2 separate regions of the Homo sapiens genome follow, and region 1 is linked to region 2. Evidence: read pairs that join two places in POLR2A ChIA-PET (ENCODE). Cell type or tissue: IMR-90. All regions are shown on one strand.

Region 1 (2,500 bases), 170 kb after region 2:
GGACATATAGTAGGTATTCAGGAAATGTGTGCTGAATGAATGAATGAATGAATGAATGAATGAATGAATGAATGATCAAGCATATTCCTGCCCACTCTCCACTTCTGCTACCAGCCCCAGGGCAGGTGCAAACTCGGAACTACATTAACCCAAGCAGCCTACCAAGTTCGCTGCCTCTCACCTGGCTGGTTCCTGACCACTCCCCAAACACGTGACCCCTCCTGTCTCCTTAAGCCTCATCTACCTCTCCACCCACCGCAGTTTCTACGCACAGCCATCTGCCCGGGAAACTAAGGTTCTGGGTGAACGCTTATCATCACCTCTACCACATCATCCCATGAACCTGGCTTTTTCTTCTCCCTTGGGCTCCCCTGTCTGTGTTCCTCTCCTTGGTGGGACCTCAGGTATTCCCTGGGGCTTTGAAAGCCACTTTTCTCTCCCTCTGAAATGTATCTGTAGCCTCAACTTCTCCTCCAAGATGCAGTCACATTTTTTTTTAACTGCAAATACATGCAAATCAAACTCAACTTGTCTGAAAACTGTCCTGGTTTTCCTCACTTTCTTCATCATTTCCCATTGATGTCGTCATTTTCCAGTGCCTGGGAAATGGTGCTCCAAAGACGCCAGCCAAATTTGCCTGTTTCTCTGTGATCAGACACCTGACTTTTATCACCAGGGCTCCAAACTCCCCAAAGCTCCCAGCCAAGCCTGGCAGGAGTAGTGAGGCCTCAGCAAACCTAAGGGTGAGTATCCATGTGAAGAAGCTGTGTTTCCTGGGCTGCATCCCGTTCTTTCCATGTGCAGATTCAGCCCAGGGCTGTTAGATCTTCAGATTTATCAAAAGAAACTGGGAGCGGGGTTTTTATGTTGACAGCTCTTTGTCTTTTTTTTTTTTTTTTTGAGATAGGCTCTCACTCTGTTGCACAGTCTGGAGTGCAATGGCATAATCTTGGCTCACTGCAATCTCTGCCTCCCAGGTTCAAGCAATTCTCCCTGCCTCAGACTCCTGATTAGCTGAGATTACAGGTGCCCGCCACCACATCTGTCTAATTTTTGTATTTTTAGTAGAGACGGGGTTTTGCCATGTTGGCCAGGCTGGTCTCAAACTCCTGACCTCAGGTGATCTGCCTGCCTCGGCCTCCCAAAGTGCTGGGATTACAGGCGTGAGCCACCGCACCTGGCCTTTTGTTTTCTTAATAGACTTTATGTTTTAGAGCAGATGTAGGTTTATAGAAAAATTGTGCAGAAGGTAATTTCCATTCCCTCCCTCCCCACCCCCGTTATTAACATCTTGCGTTAGTGTGTATGATGAACAAACATGGATGCATTGTTATTAACTATTGTCCCTCCTTTACATTAGGCCTCATGCTTTATGTTGTGCATTCTATGGACTTTGACAAATGCTTAATGTCATGTTTCCACCATTACAGTATCATGCTGGGTTTTTTTTTTAGATGAGGTTTTGCTCTGTTGCCTGGGCTTGAGTGCAGTGGCAGTAACATGGCTCACTGCAACCTCGACCTCAGGCTCATGTGATTCTCCTGCCTCAGCCTCCCTAGTAGCTGGGGCTACAGGCATGCACCACCACACTTGGCTAATTTCTTTATTATTATTATTATTATTTGTAGAGATGGAGTCTCACTATGTTGCCCAGGCTGGTCTTGAACTCCTGGACTCAAGTGATCTTCCCGCCTCAGCCTCCCAAAGTGCTTACAGGTGTGAGCCACTGCGCCCACCACATGCGGATTGTTTTGTAAACACTTTAGGCATCAGAAGTCTCTGCTTTCTACGCTCTTTCATCCTAGTGTGCCCCTCCTTCTCATTGTAGCTACCCCACAGTATTCAGCTCTTTCCCCCTCTCTCCACTCCTTAGAGCTTCCTGTCCCTACACATGGTCATCCTTTCATTTGTGTCATCTTTCTACCAAACTCTAAGCTCCTGGAGGCATTTGGAGGTTTAATTTAGAAGTCTCAGTCTCCCCAGTGCCTAGGGTGCTTTTGAGATTCACTAACATTCACCTGCAGGCATATTAAGCAAGTGCCTGCAGGTGTGTTGGCTCTGAGGCTTCCAGGAAGATGCTTTTAGGTCCTGTTGACAACAGAGAAAGTGAGAGCATGTGGCAAGGGATGAAGACTTGGGCACATCTCCAGTGGCAGTGGCTGCAGGGAGGAGAGAGGAGGTTTTCCAGCAAGAACAGTTTTAGAGAGAGGAGAGGTGAGGGGACAAACAGCTTTGAGTGGGAGGATGCTTGAATCCTTGGGAGCTGCCCCATAGAATGCCCAAGTTGGGATCTCAGACTCCCAGGGCCCTCACCTACCAGAGTCAAGCGATTCTCCTGCCTCAGCCTCCCGAGTAGTTGGGATTACAGGCTCCTGCCACCACACCCGGCTAATTTTTTTGTATTTTTAGTAGAGACAGGGTTTCACCATGTTGGCCAGGCTGGTCTCAAATTCCTGACCTCAGGTGATCTGCCAGCCTCAGCCTCCCAAAGTGCTGGGAT
Region 2 (2,500 bases):
CAGGGACTTAATGAGACTGGGATTAGGCCCCCTGATATATGATCTGATAGCATCATAATTTTATTATTTTTTCTTTTTTTAAAAAATTATACTTTAAGTTCTGGGATACATGTGCAGAACGTGCAGGTTTGTTACACAGGTATACACGTGCCATGGTGGTTTGCTGCATCCATCAACCCATCATTTACATCAACATTAGATATTTCTCCTAATGCTATCCCTCCCCTAGCCCCCCACTCCCCGACAGGCCCTGGTGTGTGATGTTCCCCTCCCTGTGTCCATGTGTTCTCATTGTTCAACTCCCACTTATGAGTGAGAACCTGCGGTGTTTAGTTTTCTGTTCTTGCGTTAGTTTGCTGAGAATGATGGCTTCCAGCTTCACTCATGTCTCTGCCAAGGACATGAACTCATCCTTTTTAATGGCTACATAGTATTCCATGGTGTATATGTGCCACATTTTCTTTATCCAGTCTATCACTGATGGGCATTTGAGCACAAGTAATTTTCATAGCACTTCTCATAGTTGTGCTTAGTTATTTATTTCACAGAAGTATACTTCATTAATTTTAGTCTTCACACTGTCTTGTCTATTATTTTGTATCAAACATCTATCAGAGTGCTGGGCTCATAGTAAATATCTGTGGAATGTATACATAACCAATCTTAAATACTAAATCTCAAAGTCAAAACTTCATCAAGAGTCCCCTTGCAGTTTGGTAATAAGCTGATTAGCTCTGCCTTGCTGAGTGGTCACCTACTGTGAAGGTAATTCCATCTTGGACAGAATCTGTACTTGGGTTGTGCCCTCATTGTCTCATGTCTAGGATTTCCCCACTTCAGCTCATGAGATCATACCAGAATAATCTTCCCCTAAACTCTGGTTTGACCAGGTCATTCTTCTGCTCAAAAGCCTCTGATGGATTGGAGTTGGCTACAGAATAAAGTTCAGACTCTACAGAATAAAGTTCAGACTCCACCTGGCCTTCTTTAAGCCCTTTTGTATGTTGATCCTGACCTCTATTTCTATATTAACTTCCTTTCTGAGATGAATTGTTCCTTCCACCAGACATTTTTACTCACTGACTTTAAGCTTTTGTTTACATTATTTTCTCTATCCAGAAGCACCTCCTATCCTTCTGTTTATAAAACTCATATTCCATCTTCTAAGAGAACAACTCATATTCTGAGAGAACAACTCATATTCCATCTTCTCTGTGCAATAGTCTCAGGCCACTAGTGTTAGGACTCTTTCAGGTGCAAGTGGTGAGACTGATCTCAAATTGCTCTAAGTAAAAAAGAGAACTTACTCTTAATACATGCAAGGTACTGTGTATTTCGAATTTTCCTTTAGTCTGCATGAGTTCTCCCCCACCCCCCGCAAAGGAAAATGGAGATATTTTACCTATTCCTGTGATAACAGTATCTCAGTTTTCCTTTGTGGAACCACCCACGTCTCACGCTCCATTCATGCAGTTCCATGAGGCTGACCTCACCCATGGGCTCCAGGAGTGGAAGTTTTTTCTATCTCTGGGGGAAGTCCTCTCTCCATCTGCTTCCTTCTTCCTACAGCTTCTGGCAAGATCTGTAGCTTATACTTGCATTCTTACACGTAGGAGTCATCCAATAAGTATTTGTTCATTATATTTCAGAATGGGGGGTTGAGGGAAGGGTGGAAGACTCAGATTTTCTCTGGGATTGTGTAGTTCAAAAACTTAAATTTGCCCTCACTGCTAAAGGAAATCGAAGGTCAACACGTCTGTGTTATGGCATTTGAATCATGGAGATCCAAATGTATCTCAAATATATTTTCTTAGCTATAAGTTATCTCCTGGTCAATTTGGAAATCATTCAACTCTTTGTATGTATGGCCCATCTATATGGCTCTTATATATGTAAAATGAAGTTATACAGGCAATGTACATAACTCAGCCAGCTGGTCTCCTTTTTATGGGGATTTTGCTCATTTTTAATTTAATAAAGAAATCATTCTTTCACTGAATTTTAATTCACGATGATAAGACTTCAGAAATATAGTATTATATTCAGAAAGAATTTCAGTCTTCTTGCTGTCAAACACCTCTTGCTCTCACATGGGCACTTTAATGTTGTCAGGATGTAAATTCTATTTTGACAGAGTCCTTATAGATGGAATTTTCAACTTTTTATTCTTAGCTAATATGGATGGGTAAGAGGATGTTTGAGTTTTCTCTTCTGTTTTCATAAAAACATACTTTCCCACAAGACTAGATGAAAACAGTCTGGTTGTGAAGCATTCTAAGGTTTGGAGAGACAAAGTTTTCTCTGCTCCTCAAGACCTACTGTTAACTATCTCCAAATGGCTCTGCGGTTATTGTTATCTCTAATTGCTGTGATGCTTTGGAGAGTCTGAAGGCACTGGAATCGTTGTTTCCACCAAGAAATGGTTTCTTCTACTTACTTTTGGTGCAGTTCCAGTTGAGTTTCCGATGTAAAGAGTTATGGCTACAGAGCCATTGTCCTT

Evidence for each region. Peaks named below come from ENCODE experiments on the same cell type or tissue, not always from the same donor. Only the 100,000 strongest peaks of a DNase experiment are listed, where the experiment ranks them.
Region 1: POLR2A ChIA-PET joins it to region 2 with 7 read pairs; 2 of 35 experiments call an interaction of 5 or more read pairs at or near these places.

What each region holds. Positions count from the first base shown.
Region 1 is chr15:69,325,554-69,328,053 of GRCh38, forward strand. The region is part of intron 1 of PAQR5 (progestin and adipoQ receptor family member 5); the gene reads left to right. Among named protein-coding and RNA genes, the nearest start is that of PAQR5, 28 kb to the left of the region's middle. In IMR-90, no CTCF peak of the experiment used is centred here; no DNase peak of the experiment used is centred here.
Region 2 is chr15:69,153,343-69,155,842 of GRCh38, forward strand. No RefSeq gene overlaps it. Among named protein-coding and RNA genes, the nearest start is that of GLCE, 6.0 kb to the right of the region's middle. In IMR-90, no CTCF peak of the experiment used is centred here; a DNase peak (open chromatin) is centred at 1,549.